Regions from separate parts of the Homo sapiens genome. Here region 1 is linked to region 2. Evidence: chromatin loops called from intact Hi-C (ENCODE). Cell type or tissue: gastrocnemius medialis. All regions are shown on one strand. Each heading gives the region's core, and the rest is flanking DNA. Links, peaks and the distances in the headings are about the cores only.

What was found. Peaks named below come from ENCODE experiments on the same cell type or tissue, not always from the same donor. Only the 100,000 strongest peaks of a DNase experiment are listed, where the experiment ranks them.
Region 1: it touches region 2 in a loop (2.5-fold over the local background); 7 of 110 quality-filtered maps call a loop at or near these places.

What each region holds. Positions count from the first base shown.
Region 1 is chr6:160,390,449-160,399,039 of GRCh38, reverse strand. SLC22A3 (solute carrier family 22 member 3) reads right to left here. Exons shown (of 11, transcript NM_021977.4): 2 at 958-1,061. It overlaps LOC124901453 (a long non-coding RNA gene), which reads left to right and starts at 6,887. Exons shown (of 3, transcript XR_007059843.1): 1 at 6,887-8,591. In gastrocnemius medialis, for the core only: a CTCF peak has its summit at 4,224 (motif pointing right); DNase peaks (open chromatin) are centred at 4,199 and 7,479; H3K27ac peaks cover 4,713 bases.
Region 2 is chr6:160,332,355-160,340,945 of GRCh38, reverse strand. No RefSeq gene overlaps it. Among named protein-coding and RNA genes, the nearest start is that of SLC22A3, 12 kb to the left of the region's middle. In gastrocnemius medialis, for the core only: no CTCF peak of the experiment used is centred there; a DNase peak (open chromatin) is centred at 4,535.

The DNA.
Region 1 (8,591 bases), core at 455-8,454, 58 kb before region 2:
CAGGATATGGGGCCTTTTGTTGTTCTATTAGCTAATTAATTGCTGTTTGCAGTTCTCTAAAGGTAAACTTAGTATCACCCACTGAATGGTACAGTCACAAGAACCCACCATGGGCTGGGCTCGATTAACCAGAACAATATTAGGCCAGATATGGCCATGAGTCAGAGATGGATTAACCAGAACAATATTAGGCCAGATACAGCCATGAGTCAGCAATTTCCAGTCTATATTCCTATTACTCCTGCTAAGGGGGATAGAGAGGAATATTAAATTACTGCAAGTATTTTCATAGTTAGAATTGGAATTAAAAATAGAGTTAAACATGAATACAATAGCTAGCATCAATAATCTTAAGGAAGAAGAATATTTAAATAGAAAGCATGATGTCTTGAATATACACACTCACCATGCCTGCCACTGGGCAGTTGCATTTATGAATACAAAATAATAGAAAAAAACTCCTTTAGTGGTTTTTGGAAAAATATTTTTTTCACAGAGTTTTACATTTGTAGAATAAAATACAAGGATTTCGTTTAAAAAAAAATTAGGTGAAACAAATTTGGAATAGGCTAATCTTATGACTAAATTAATAAAACCACAATCAGTAAGTTGTTACTGAAGCACATCGAATTGATTGATTCTGTAGTATTCAGCATAACAGTGCATCAACCCAGTCATGATGTTCCTGCTTTGGAGGTCTGTGTTTTCATTCTGATGCTCTCAGTCCTACCGGGAACAGCCTCAGACCTTTGTGAAGTTCAAGGAATAAGGAGATGAAGTTTGAAAAGAAAAGAATTAGTCAAACCAACCAAGTGTGGATGTCATGAATGATGGAATCAAGAATTGTTTGCGAATTTAGCAAAAATATTGTTTTAATAGTTAACATAAAACATTTTTCTCCCCGTATTAATGCATGGTATTATAGTGACATAAAATGGCTGTCACATTGGTACCTACCTGTCTGCTGCATAGCCTAAGGTGAATGCTCCAGTCAGGAAGCCGAGGTTCAGGATGGCTTGGGTGAGGTCCAGCATCCACGCATTGACACAGACAAGGTCAAACTGAGAAAACAAAGAAAACACACATGGAGACATGCCAGAATGCAGATCTTCAAAACACCTTATCTTTTGTATAGATCAATGATCTGTAAAGATTTTTGCTCATATACTCTTTAAATAAATTTTGAAAATGTATCACATACGTATGTTTACATTAACACATAAATATCCTTTGTTTAAATAACTGCAAAGGATGTAATTTTCAGTATACTATGTTGTTATAACATCGTTCTTTTTTTTTTTTTTTTTGAGATGGAGTCTCGCTCTGTCACCAGACTGAAGTGTAGTGGAGCAATCTCTGCTTACTGCAACCTCTGCCTCTCGGGTTCAAGCGATTCTCCTGCCTCAGCCTCCTGAGTAGCTGGGACTACAGGTGTGCGCCACCACGCCCATCTAATTTTTGTATTTTTAGTAGAGATGGGGTTTCACCATGTTGGCCAGAATGGTCTCGATCTCTTGACCTCGTAATCTGCCCACCTCAAACTCCCAAAGTGCTGGGATTATAGGAGTGAGCCACCGCGCCTGGCCAACATCATTCTTTTAAGCGTATTGAATAGAGCAAGAGTCCCCAACCACCGAGTCATGGACCAGTACCAGTTTGTGGCCTGTTAGGAACCAGACCGCACAGAAGGAGGTGAGCAGTAGTGGGCCACGAGCATTACTGCCTGAGCTCTGCCTCCTGTCAGCTCAGCAGCGGCATTAGATTCTCATAGGAGCGTGAACCCTATTGTGGGCGGCGCATGAAATCTCGGTTGCGCACTTCTTATGAGAATCTAACTAATGCCTGATGATCTCAGGTAGAATAGTTTCACCTGAAACCATCTCCCCGAACAGCCCCCACTCCCTCCATCCATGGAATAATTGTCTTCCACAAAACTGGTCCCTAGTGCCAAAAAGGAAGGGATGGCTGCAATAGAGTATGAATATTATATGCTATCAGGTGTCCAATTGCTATAAACAGACTGTTCTTTAATAGTCTGAAATTTGACATCAATTTTTTTCTCTTTGAGCTCTTATTTTCATTTCCACAGACTTTTATTCTAATGTAATGTATTTCGTGTAGAAAATATTTTATAGGTTTTGTCACCATACTTCTATGTACAATAAGTTACATATATAAATTGACATTTAATTTTTAAAATTTTCCTGTGGCAATAAGTCTCTAAATATTGGATTTTTTCTGCTTGGGTTATAATTACAATTATCTTTAGATCATAATTGATAAAAAAATAAGATGTAATAAATTTTAAGAAATAATTATTATGCAGAAGTAAAATTTTGTTGGAAATGTATGTCTCCATGGCCAAAAGCGAGTCTAAGTTTTTCTAGTTAGGTCATGAAATCAGTGGATATATTATTTATTACTAGAATGAGTTAGGGCTCAAAATTAATTCTATTTCTGTTTTTCATTTTTATAAATTTATGGGCCAAGAAGATTTTTCCATATAAATAAATCAGTGGGAATGAAGGGAGTTTTGCTACAGAAATGTTACTCAATTCTTTAACCTCCTTCTCAGCTGTATGCCAAGATTCACAGTGATCTATCACCAAATTATTTTTACTTTTTTATTAGCCAGCATGTCATGTAAGTTCTCCTACAGTTCTGCTCTAAGGAAAAAAATGGAAACCATCAGACTTACAAAAAGTTGTTTAATTAAGTCATCAGTCATTTACATTTACTTATAATTAGTCTTACATTAAGAAAGTTACTTTCTTAATACTGGAACAATATGTCAAATTGTCCCATTGTTTGTTGCCCTGAAGATTTTAAAACTTCAAGTCAATGCCTCAGAGAAAGATGAGAGAGAGGCATGATTAATTTTGCAAAGTGGGAAAAGTACAATTTTGGGTAGGAACCTGCATCCTTAAAAGGGACATATTCTTAGACGAATTTGTTTTGGGAAAGAGTACGAATGTAGGTTGAGGATCTGAAAACTGGCTCCCTTAAAATTATCCAGGCCGACAATTCCTGTGATCATCTTTGCAAATCTCCAAGTGGTATGCTTACCCCAGTTTCATGCTGCAGTCTAACCACTGCATTAGACTCTAGCATGAAGAGAAAATTAATGTGGTTGGAATATGAATTTTGAGGAGTCTCATAAATACATATTCATAAGTAAACTATCGTATTTACTTATAAAGTCCAACTTCTTGCCTTGGTTTTACAGCTAATGACCTGTCACCTAACATAGTTGGAAAAAATTTGGAGGCAGTAGTAGTTGGCTTCTCACAGAGTTGCTGAGATGATCAGTCAAGATGTAAGAAGTAAAGAGATTTACAGATATGCATAATAGTTGTAATCATGGTCATTTTAAAGGATTTTTATTATCAATTTTGGTTTTTCGAGGTACAAAAATTTTATTTTAAGTAAACAAGTTGATGATTATTTATCTGAAATAATTTCTCATTGGAATTAAGCAGGCATAGTTATTCTATGTACTAAAATAAAAGTACATAGAATTTCAGAAAGCAAACAGCGAAATCAAACTACCAGCGGAAATGCAACATTTGCTTTGGAAAAGTATCAACCAGTGTCAAATATAAAAACCCAAACAGTAGAATTTGCTTCATCCATCTGTACTTCAAATAGCTGAGTTAGCTAGCAGAGGCAAACAGGAGTGCTTTTCGTAGATGACATAGCAAGGCCTATCAAGAGCTTGCCTTTTAATACATGTATTCAGCTGCTTTTGAACTATGTGAATTAAAATGCCCCCAAAATATTCTTTAAACCCATAAAATATTCTTTAATATAATACTGATTATCTTCTTGACTGTCCCATAAAAGGCATAGTCAAATAGGATTTCTCTTATATTTGATATTTAAATAAGAATCAATTTAAAATAAATACTTCAATGGTTAAAGTGCAGCGATAACACAACATTTTCTAAAGCTTTATGATAGGCATCTGGGCCAGATACTGCCTGCCCTTCTGTGTTTTCTGTACCTCAGGGGACTACATTTCTCAGATTCCTTTACTGGCAGGGTTCTGTGTAGGTTGTACCAGTAGGGAGCTAGTGCAAAATCAGAAGGTAGGAGGGAGGTAGTGGACATTCTGCTTCTGGCTGTGGCAGCAGCTCCAGCTCCAATCCTGACAGTGGTGGCTGTGGGAGTCAGCCAGTGCCCCGTGTGCCTGGCCACATGGGGGCAAAGGGATACTGCCCCACAGCTGCCAGCTTTGTAATGGCCACCCAGCAGGGCAGGACACTGCAGGAACTGTCCTTCCTGACCCCTGTCCTCTCCTTCTTCTTCAGCTCTTCCAAAACAGCTCAAATCCTAACGCTTTTATTAAATCCCTCTCTGGTTAAAATACCTAGCCTGGTTTCTGTTTTTGTGACTGGGATCTTGCCATCTTTCAAAGGTAGAAAATAAAGCAACAAACAAATTATGTGTTTCTAAAGAAATGCACACACATCCACACACGCTTGTGTTTCCTGTACAGGGAAAACTGCAGGCCCAAGGATTGAAGGGCTTGATGTTGACTCTTGCTCATAGAGTCAGGGGGCAGACCTCTGCCTCTAGGGGCTGACGCTTCCTAATCAGCTCTCAGCTTGCTGCCTGCCTGCTGATGCAACAGCTCTGGGCCTGCGATGTATCTTTCGTGTTTAAAGAGAGATTAGCGGGCACCAAAGCCATGAGCTTCACAGGCTAAGTACTTTTTTCTGATATAAAGTACTAAAAGCTTGTTGTAGTTCCTTGGGAGACCAAAAACCCACCTCTTGTCAATGGGAGATCATTGTGGATCACCAACAATTCACTTAAGTCTGAATCAATGACGCACATTTATGTCCTTCTCCTAAGGCAATCTATGTAGAACAACTGGGGCATCTCCTATTTTTTTTCAAAGTATACACATGCAAAAACATTAAGCAATTTTAAATGTTCATAAATCCATGTGTACCCATTCTGTTACTTATTAATCTTCAAAGTCACTTTTACACAAAGAAAATGACGCCTTTTGGCATGAGCAGAAAGTCAGTCTGATAAAAGACTCAAACAACTGTTGGTGTAATGTAAGGATAACATTGCTTCGTTTTGCAGAAAGCCTGAGTAACTGTAGCCAAATGAGAAACTTTTGAAGGGTTTCCAAGTGAAGGTTTTTCTTAGCTTTTCTTCTTTGTTAAAATCCAAACAGACATTATGTTAATTTGAGTTGTAATGATGAAATGCTGGGGCAAGTAATTATTAGATATATGCTAAAGTTGTCATTTCTAAATTATCCTTAAAACAAGAGCAACAAATAATCTCCCATTTACAAAGGTCAAAGGTAAGAAGCAAGGCAGAAAATAATGCAAGTATTCAAAAGGCATAGAAAATGTGGCATATATACACCATGGAATACTATGCAGCCATAAAAAATGATGAGTTCATGTTCTTTGTAGGGACATGGATGAAGCTGGAAACCATCATTCTCAGCAAACTATCACAAGGACAAAATACCAAACACCGCATGTTCTCACTCATAGGTGGGAATTGAACAATGAGAACACATGGACACAGGAAGGGGAACATCACACACTGGGGACTGTTGTGTGGTAGGGGGAGGGGGGAGGGATAGCATTAGGAGATATACCTAATGCTAAATGACGAGTTAATGGGTGCAGCACACCAACATGGCACATGTATACATATGTAACAAACCTGCACGTTGTGCACATGTACCCTAAAACTTAAAGTATAATAATAATAAATAAATAAATAAAATAAATAAATAAATAAATAAACTCAGGAGAGGGGCCTCATTTGCTCCTCAGACCATAGGGAATGGACCCAGGTGACCATCAGCTGGATTTTTCCACTGGGTTCTAGGTTAGCCCTCTTGAACAAATTCTCACTTAAGAGATTCTAAGATTAGACGATATCACAGTATTTTACTTTAGTTATAAGCCATCGGAAATAGCCCTCATTTGCGGTGTGCATTGTTCTAGGAGAAAGGGAAGTCTCTGAAGTCAAATTGCAATATCTATGTGCTTCTGTTTTAATTTTCTAGGGATGAGTTGTCAATGGAACCTTTCCTAATCAGCTCTTAGCTTGAAATCAGGAGTCACTAAACTCTTCATCAGTATTAAAAATAATAATAATAATAATAATAATCACTGATACTGTCAGGTGTGGTGTGCTCCTGGCTACATTTTGCACTGGCCAAAACAATGACATGTAGACCTCCATGGGCAACTTCCATTTTTAATCAACCACACAGTACCATAACAGAGCCTAATAATGGCTAAAAATTATAGTAATCATAAATAATAATTTGGTTTGGGTTTCCATGAGGAAAAAGGATGTCATTATTAATTTGGGTCACCATGAAAAAATTTTAACATGATCTGATGGCACTATTTGGGCACCTTCATTTAATGTCAAAAAGTTAACACTTCTTATACTACAGGTATAAAGAGTAATTATCAGGTATGTTGGAGATCACTCCAATTTTGTTTGCTTGGCATTATGCCGAGAAGGCTGGGAGGAATACCAGGCATATACACACCTTGTTTCTGTCCCTGGGAGGTACTTGTTATATAGTTTGGGAGCCAAGGTCAATTTCTGTGAAGCAAATGTAGAGCAGCTGAGATCTAAACAGAATGGAATCGACTAAATGTAAGATAATTTCAAACAAAGAAATGGCCCATGGAGGTAAGAGCAGCTGGAGACTTGAAGAAGGTTGGACCAGAGAAGGTCCCACAATGAGCTGGATTTAGGTAGAAATCAAAGGAAAAAGAAGGGCACTGAAGACAAGATGAGGAGCAGGTCCAGCCACAGAGACAGAAACGTGGGTGCCAACAAGGTTCTGCCTGGCACATGACTGGGAAGTACACTGTTTTAAGCTGGGCAGCTGCTTCTCCCCATCCCACCTTTGATGGGGAAGGGAGTGTGGGTCCAGGGCCAAGACAGGAAACCAGGGGATCTGCAATGATTGCCCAGAATGGGGTGATTTAGTTTAATGCAGAGAGGCATCATTATGAGATATAGGCTCTTAGATCCTCACTTGTCATAGAAGCTGTTCTCCAAGGTTCATAACTATCAGGCTTTACTGTAGGTTAGGCAGCTAAGCTTCGAAATAGGAGGGAGAGATGTCTTCTAAATGCATCACTTTTTTTCTAAACTTGTGAAATTGGGAGACATGAAAGTATTAAATCTGTTTGAATAATAATTCCTGTCATTTATTAACTTCTGCCCTTGGTGACTCATCCTCAGGTTGTACAAGATACATATGATACGTCAGCCCCTCTCTCTCCAGGCTGTTTTATTTCTTTGTAGTGAAGGCTTGCAGTTACGCATCTTAAAATGTTTACAATTTCTCTAAATAACTGAGACTGTCTAAAGACGAGAAGAAGATGAAAGGTTCTAAATATGTTCTGGGTTCTCTTGGCAAAGACGAGTCCTAGTTCTGGAGCCAGACAGCCTGGATGTCTTGACTTGGCCGCTCCCAGGTCTGTGTCCTCTGGCGATTTTCCAACATTGTTGACTCTTGTGTTCCTATCTGTAAGATGAAGAACTGGAATGATGAGTCATTGGTATAATATACATAAAGTACTCAGCCCAGTGCCTGAGACACAGTAACTGTCCAATAAATGTTACCAATTGCATTATAATCAGTGATATAATGCTGATGATAATAAAATATATATATATAGAATTACTTGAGGTAAATGAAAAAATGCCTGAGCCCAACTCCAGTCCAATTAAATAGGATTTAGTCTAATATGCAGTTGATATAGAGGTTATCAACTATTTACCTGCTGGAAGATAGTTAATTTCAGCGTATTTTATAGGACTGGCTTCCCCCCTCCCTCAACACCCTACATTTTATGTCTACCTGAAACCTCAGAAGTTGACCTTTGGAAATAGGGTCTTTGTAGATGTAATGAGTTAAGATGAAATCATGCTGTATCAGAGCGGGCCCTAGTCCAATGACAGGTATCCTTTGAAGAAGAGAAAACAGAGACACAGCCACATACCAGAAAAAAGGCCATATGAAGCCAGAGACAGAGATTGGGGTGATGCATCTACCAGCCAAAGAGTGCCAAGGACTGGCAGCAGTGCTGGAGCCAGGAGAGGGGCATGGAACAGACCCTCTCCTAGAGCCCAAGAGACAGCATGGTTCTGTGCACATCTTGACTTTGGACTTCTGGCCTCCAGAACCAGGAGCGAATCAATTTCTATTTTCTGAAACCACCCAGTTTCTGGTATATTGTTTCATCAGCCCTAGGAAATGAATACTCCTATCAGTTTCACATAAAACAAAGATTAATAAAACAACAAGGAAGATAGCTCTCTCTTCTGCATTCTCACTCCTTGGAATTCAGGGATGAGCTTTGTGCTGAGTCCTGGTCCACACAGCTGCATCTCCCTGGTGGCTCACTCATCTCATTCCCCAGTTGCAGCCCCCTGGAGAGAGTGTACATCTTTTTCCCACCTCTCAGGTGTCAGCCTGGACCCGCAAGATACTGGCTTCCCAAGCAGAGAGGACCCGACAACCTAGCCATGATGGGACTGTCTCTCAGGACAGACTCTGACCAGTAAAAGATGGAGCA
Region 2 (8,591 bases), core at 107-8,106:
GGGAAGACTCCATCTGAGATGCTACTGTAAACATTCAGAGAAAAGCCCAGGAGAATGGCAGAAGAGAAGAGTTCATGGATAAGAAACTAGTATGAGCAGCAAGTCACCAAAGTGTTGTTTTGTTTTTATATTAAGATATCTTAGGTTCTCCCTAGAATCCACAGTCCAAATTCTGATCTCAGATTTACTGTGAGATAAAGGGTACGTGGGACCTGTTTGCCTTTCCTAAACATGAATGAGAGAGCTCTGGTTTGTGCATTTCTGGCTTTCTGCAATTCAGAGCCCGTTGAGACCGAGAGTGCCTCTCCAACCTCTTGTGAGAAAGCCCACTCACATTCCTCAGTTCAGCCCGGTCAGTGCCCAGGTTCCAGCCACACCCAAGCATGGCAACATGTTCCCCTCAGGGGTTTCCTCAGAAACCAGGGGCTCCCCACTTAAGCTAGCAGCCACTGTCAAAGGCAGGCTGGCTCCCCGGTTCCCTCTGCATCGTTCAACTCGCACTCTTCCCAGGCTATACTTCATTCCCACGGGTTAGGCCCTCCTTGTCCTCCACGGAATGGGCTCTGTGCCAGGGGCCCTGCTGTGTGCTGGACATATTGTGGTCCTGTAATCCTCAGAACCACACTGATGGGGGCTGCCAGCCTTTCACAAGTGTGGACACTGAGGCTTGGAAATGTTGGCATCAGTCGTACAAATGTCATGTGGGCTGAAGTGGCTCCCTCGTGGAGCCCCACAGCCAGCCCTTCCTGCTGCTCTGGGTCACCCACAGGTCTCCTGGTACCCTGGACACTCGCGACACCTTTACATTTTCTTTCCAACTTTCCCCATGACTTTTATGTTCTGACAAGGCATTTTTTCTTTTCAATTAAGTTCTAGTATTTTTTTAAAAAAATAAAACCATTTTATGCGTTCTACAATGATCTCTACATAATATCTTAGACATGAAGGTATCTTAGGATTTTTATTTAATTGAAAGAAGTTTTAGAAGCCATGTAATCTAATTTCCTTGCTTTACAATAAAGTAATTAAGGACCAAAGAGATTAAATGACTCAACTAAAGCAACTTTACTCAGTTTATAGCAACAGTGGAAATAGGGCCCAGGCCCATGCACTGTGATAAACACACTGCCTCAAATTCATTTTTTAAATCCTTCATTTCATAAATCTCCTTTTGGTTACAGTATATTCTACACATTTAAAAAATTGCTTTATTTATATTGAAATTAATTTGTATGAATGTAAAACCTACCCAGTCTTCATTCAAATAACATTGTCAGTAAAGTTTTTCTACAGTGAAGAATGGAAGCTTTTGTTGCAAAAATAAAGATTTTTAGCATTTATAACACTTGAAAAATAATTCCAGAGCACTGTATTTGATTAGGGAGAAAAAAGGAAATAAATCAAATCCAAATAAACTCTCTACCTGAGATAATAGCATTGTATCAACGTCGGCTTCTTGATTCTGACAAGGCACTCTGCTTCTGAAAGACATGGTCATTGAGGAAGCTGACTGAAGGGTAGATAGAACCCCTCTGTACTATTTTAGCAACTTCTTGTGAGTCTTGAACTACTTCAGAACAAAAAGTCATTTTGTTTTGTTTTGTTTTTTCAGTGATGATACACAGCAGGACAACCAGTCCTGAAAAACTTTGCAAAATTGATCATACCCTGGTGCTCCTCCTTTAACAGACATGGCAGCCCCTGAATTCCAGATCCAGCCCCGCCTCCCAGGTCTGCTCTATCTTCAGCCTTACAGGTGCACGGGGGCTCTTGGGACACTTCAGAGCTCAGGGGGCTAAATAGAGTTTTACAGGCTGGCCTGAGAGTCGAGGCTTCTTTCCTAGCATTGTTTCTATAGGGAAATGCTTCTGTGTTATAGAGAATCAATTCACAACTGTATTCTTGAAGTCCAACCCATCTGTAGCTTGAGGGTGGTCTACAACCTGCTGTGACTGTGACCTTAGGTATAACACAGAGGACAAGTGAAATGGAAGCCACAGCTATGGGTTTCTTCTGCTTTGAAATAAGCATTCATCTAAAGATGAATGGGCAAAGAAACAAGTTTTACAAATATGGTGACCAAGCATATTTCCCCAAGCCGAAGTCTTATAAGAAGGCCATTACTGAAAAAAATAATGTTTGTGTTTCTTCTACTCTTTTACTGTTTTAGTTACTGGTGTTAATTAGTGATCTTACTGCAAAAGACTTGCTATCTTTGCTTAATGAATACAACAATACAGCATGGTGCATAGGGCTTGTGTGTGCACATCCCACAACACACCTAAATGTACCTCCGAACAGTTTGTATTTAATACCTTGCTCTCCGGGGCATCACTGTCTGTGCTTACAAATGCAACCCCTTCAACATCTCCGTGTGAACCTCAGTAGTGGTCATTCTTCAGTCCTGCAGGAAGCCCTGTCCTCGCGGTGGTCTCACACTCAAACGTCTCTGGGAGTTCCCAGGGACTGATTTTTATAATTCCCCAAACATCATTTTGACAGTTTTCTGCACTTCTTGTACCTTTCTAGGAATCTCTAGGACAAGGATGGGTGTGGGTGTCTCATGTGTACTGTGGATGTGCATTTTACTCATAGGCAAGTTATTAAGTCAGAGCACAAGAAGAAAATAGTACATGGTTAAGAATCATAGTTGAATGCCTTTTCGGTATCCAGAATGAGAACAGATCATGGGTTCTCTGGTCAGGGGTTTGATGAAGCCATTGGCTTGAGCACAGGAATCATCTTGCTGGAAAGTAAACAATTCAATTGGTGATGTGTACACGTGGGAGGCTTGAGAATGCCAGGAACAGCAGGTTCACATCTCTTAGTGCACACTCACTAGGGGCCTCTGTTCTCTGGATAGGAGTGAAAGGGAACTGGACGAACTTCCCTTCCAGCCCCCCACAGGTTCCCACTGCTCCCAGCTCCAGTTTATCCCTCAGATTGGCATGTCTGAACCCCAAGTACAGTCAGAGTTCGAGTTCTCTCCCAAAGGTTTCCTGGACTCCAATCAAATCAGGGGATATCCCTGGCATCTAGGCTCGTGTCCCTAAATATTCTGTGTGCCCTAAGCCCACAGAAAAAGTATGGTGGTCACCTATTTGATCAACAACTACACACTTGAATCTTCATTCTAGACTAGCCAACACTTCCTGTCACATGCTAACACTAACCCACTGGGGCCTCCATAACCCATCCCCCAATCATGTGACCCCTCGCAAGATAAGCCCTCTTTATCAGTCAGTCTTTTCATCACCACCCCCAAGCCCATGCCAATTCCCACTTCATACATGTGCTTAATCCTTCTCTTCAATCTGAGATGATCTCTCTTATCACTGTCTCCCGTTCACACCACATCTAATATCTACATCTCCATTTATACCCATATCATATCTATACCCACTCCCTGTAGATCAACATAGCTAGCTATTGCAGCAAGGTGGCCAAGCGGCCAACTGCTAGAAGCTGCTCTGAAATTCCACCTCTGTCATTCATTTGCTATGTGTCAGACACATTGCTCACCCTCTTTGCATTTCATTTCCTCTTTGGTAACATGGGGATAAATAACAGTATCAACCCTGTAGAACTGTAGGGAGAAACAAAAGAAACCCTGTAAGTCCACTGCTCATCATAGAGTCAGAAAAAAAGAAGGGTTTGATCAATGTTAACTGTTTTTCAAAATTCTTGCCATTTCCAAATTGCACTTAATCTCACCTCCCTCATGCCTCTTTCCTAAATTCTGCTTGTTTCTCTTAACTCCTAAATATTTATGCTCACGTCAAACCACTTAACATTCAATAGCATACCCTTAGCAGGAAGTTCCCCCAGCCTTTTTCTTTTTTCTTTTTTGAGATAGGGCCTCTCTCTGTTGCCCAGGCTGGAGTGCAGTGCCATGATCTTGGCTCACTGCAACCTCCACCTCCCAGGCTCAAGCAATCCTCCCAAGTAGTTATGACTATAGGTGTGTGTTCTCACACCCAGCTAATTGTCATATTTTTTGGAAGATACGGGGTTTTGCCATGTTGCCCAGGCCGATCTCAAACTCCTGGGCTCAAGTGATCTACCCACCTTGGCCTCCCAAAGTGCTGGGATTACAGACATGAACCACTGCACCTAACCAGTACTTTTTAAAAATTGTGTTAAATAAGTTATTATTGTGTCCTTAATCTTATTGAACACAGGCACTGTATTCTATATTTCTCTTGTGTGAAAAATGCCCAGTGTAGTGCAGGACATATCACTAGATATTCTACAAATAATTCCTTAGCTCTCTGAATCATTTTGAGGAAAACCCAACGACTCATTTGATTATGAGTTTAGAATATCCATATTTTCTGCACCTCTTTTTTAAAAAATGATTTGATCTAATCACACCTTCCCCCATACCCAAGTGAACAAAATAAATTAGGTCTTCTGTGGTTTCCAAACACCATTATTTTTTGTTCATCCAAGAGCAGGAAAGCCATGATCTCACATTATCAAAATGGGCCCAAATGCCTGACGCGGTTGCTAATTATTGCTCCACTGACGTTTTCGGATGTGCTTCTGAGCAGCCTGTCATGAGCTGGTGATGCCAACACAACAACTTTACAAAGGAAACTTGCCAGAGTGAGAGTTGATTTATGGCCTCATTGCCCTTGCAGGTATCATATAGATGCAACCTAAAAGATCCTCAGTTTGTGTTGTTGGCAGACTTTTGTTCAATGGGGGTGCATTTTTATACCTCAGATATAGCGGTAGACAAACTGATTTGAAAAATCTTTCCACTTGGATATTTTATGACTGTGAAATCTCCGTTAGAGAATATCAAAAATCTTTTTACAGATGTGATGTCTGAAGCACTGGCATAATCTTCACTCATGAAATGCCCTAGGAATGACTTTTCAGATGGCTGAAAGTATGATGTATACATAGCATTAATTAATCAAAATACTTAGAAAATTGGGTTTGGAAAAATGGCGAAATTGAACTTTTAAATATCAGCTCTATAACAGAATTTGAGATTCCTGTTATCCTTTCAGAAAAGCCAATATTAATGGAAATGAAAGGAAAATGATTTAATTATGCTAGCTCACCTGTAGAAATCAACTAGATGGATGGATGATTTCAATGATAAAGTATCTTTAAACTTTACTTTTAAATAAGAAGTATATGTTTTATTCTAGGATATCTGTATGGATATACTCTAAATTTCTGACTCTGAAAACTCAAATTTCAAAACACAAAATATTCAGGTTTGAGGCTCACCATCCAGAGCACGTTGGAGAATAATTTAATTTGTCTTTCCTTCAGGTGCCCGGCACGAAGCCCCAAAAGGCAGCAAGACCCAACTTTAAATTACATTTCAATTAAGAAATCAAAATAATAACATTTATACATCTTACTTTATTAATCCTCAAACAGTTAAGGTGGAACAAAATGTTTTCTACCAAAAAGAATATAAACCTCATAAAATAAAGGGAATCTCTTAGATAAGCATAGATGTTCCTAATTGAGAAAAAAATAATCAATTTATAAAACATGTCATAAACTCAAAATATATTGTGCATTTGAAAAGCAGAAATCTGTTGAAAACTCATAGCCATTTTGTTTTCAGAAGACTGCCCGAGTCACTGCACAGGAATCCAGTGGGCTATCTTAACTAGAGCCAGCCCACCATGTTAGTAAACTGAAAGACGATGACAGCACGGCGTTTGCGAACTTTAGGAGATGTTAAAACTTCAAGATGTGACTTGAAGAAAAAAGGGTTCCATTTCAAACATGTTTGGGAGGCCTTGGGCGACTAAACTAAGCTTTTTACTGTAAAACTTCTTCCCAAGAAGGGAAGGGTACACACTGTTTCCAAAAGTTATTGTGACCTTGGTATCCTTTTCTCACAGAACATCTTGAAAGACTAGTGGTTCCTAGGGGCAAACCACGGGAAATGCAGCCAACATGCAGGCCCTTTTATGGCAGATGTCCTATGGGCAATAAGAGGAATGAGCCCAGAGAGTAACAATATGATCTGGGGGCTTTCTGCCTAGTAAAGGATCTGAACCTAAAAAGTGGGATGAAGAATCAGTACCACAAAACTGCATTTATCCCTATCTTCTTCATTTAATTTATTCATTTATGCATTCATTTGTTCATTCATGGAGCTCCTACTATTGAACCAGCTACTAGGCGTACGGAGGTTAATAAGATATTATCCTTGCCCTGAAAGAATGTGCTCTGTAGGATAGAAGGAACAGAGAGATATATGAAGTCAGATCAGAATACTAGTTTTGTCCCCAGACAAAGGAAAGGTGGTCCTCAGTTCTGTCTGGGAATCAGAAAAGACTAAGCCCTGGAGTTGGGTCTGAGCCATGAGGATAAGAAGCCACTCCAGGCTGAGGATGATGAATGCAAACAGGTAAAGACAAGAAAGCCACATCACATTTGGAATGCTACAAACCTTCTCCTACAGCTGGAATCCCAAAGGAGAAGAATTCCTTGAAAGACTACGTTATTTAATTGCGGAAAGATCTTAAGGAAATGAGGATATAGACAAGGTAGCCATTCAGAAAACTCTGTCAGTAGTCCCTGGAGAGACAGTGAGGACACCTACTAAGGGGTGACAGTGGGTGTTAAGAGGCAGCAAGCCAGCACTGTGTGGGGAGGGAGAAGTTGGATTTTTTGGTGGTCCATAGGCATCTGACTTGGCCATTGGGAGGATGGATGGTGGAGCCAGGCAGGAGGATAAGAGAAGCAAGAGACTGGGAGAAAAAACAGGAAAGCCAGTTTTAGACATGTTGAAATTCAAGTGTCCAAGGGACACCCAGAGGGAGCCATTGGGTTGGCAACAAATTTGTTATATGAGAGAGCCACCTGGACATGAGACAGCCACCTGGACACGAGACAGCCACCTGGTATGAGACAGCCACCTGGACATGAGACAGCCACCTGAACATGAGACAACCACCTGGTATGAGACAGCCACCGGGTATGAGAAAACCACCTGGTATGAGACAACCACCTGGACATGAGGCAGCCACCTGGACATGAGATAGCCACCTGGACACAAGACACCTGGAAGGAGACAGCCACCTGGACAGTAGATGAGAGTTTTGGAAATTATTTGCCTGTATCTTTAATTTCCCTTTTTTCATTAGAATTTAAACATGGCCTCTGCTCAAAGAAGAAAAAGAAGGAGGAATGAAGGAAAGAACTGAAAAGAAAGAAAAGAAGAAGGAAGAAAGCACATCTTCCTGCAACTACCACTTCTCCCCTTGCCCTCATTACCCCACCGTGTCCACTTACCCTGTCCTCACCATGCCACTATCTTGACACGATTGTTCAAGACCTCCTTCTGGCAAGGTCATTACTTGTATCCCTGGCAGTGTTTCATGCCATTGAACCTTCCTCCTTAAAGAATGTGCAACCACTCTGTGGGCCACTTTCTTCCCTTGGCTTCTGAACGGCCCCAAAGCCCACTCCTCAGACATCTTAGTGGGTTCTTTTTCCCTCTGTCCACTCCTCTCACTCGGGCATTCCATGGGGTTCTGTCCAAATTGCTCTCCTACAAACTCCCCTTGGGCAATCTCCACTACCCCTCAGCTCCAGTTGTCATCAATAGCAGCGTAGGCATAGCTGCAGTAGCAAATGGACCCCAAAATATATGGTGACTCATCATATCTGATCTACTTATATCATTAAGCCAATGGACCTTTAATTTTGCTAAGACAAGGAACAACTGAGAGTCTTCTTCCCAGTCATGTCCTCAAAATCGGGATTCTTTCTCACTTTCAGTCCTTCCCACCTCTCCTCCCTCTTTCTCCTACCTCACTTTCATAGGCAGACTTTTATTTTATTTTTACCTCCTCAGCTCTTACCTCTTCTGGTGGAATATTCACTACACTGTCCCCAATATTTTTGCACACTTCGTCTCCTTTAATCTTTATGCCCAATTTCATAGGGTAAACCAGGATTCAGAGAGGGTAAATCCACACAAATCCAGAATTCAAATACAAGTCCATCAGATTCTAAAGCCAGTGATTTCTGCACCTGGTCATTCTGCTTTCTTCTTTTTCAGAGACTGAAGTTCAGACAAACAAATAAGCCACCACTAAGAAGCAGAGTTGGAATTTAAACCCAGGTTTTTTACTCCCAAATTAGAGCTCTGAGTCCTTTCTATATTTATGTGTTCCAGGTCTGTATCAGCATTAGTGATTAATTTCCCAGGTTCCTGGCTCTACATTTGCAAATTAATTTACATTTTCCCAAGAAGAACTTGCCCTGAGGAATGCGGAGGAGATCACAGCTGCTGTCATCCACTCTCCCTTGTCTCCCGAATCTTGTAGAGAAGCTGTCCTCATTGCTCCTATGGGCTTTAGATGGTAAACAGCAAATGCCTGAATTCTTGAACAAACTTGGTGAAGAATACAAAAAGTGAGATTTTTACCCCCAAAATTGTTGAGTGGTAGATAGTGCCTTGCATTTCCGAGCACAGCCTTCTCCAGTACCTAGTGAAAGGGTTCATTTTTTTTTTGTCTTTGACAGACATAGCTACATATCCCCTACATAATCAAAATTGCCTTCCAAAACCCATCTTTGAAATAAATTTTAAATGGAGA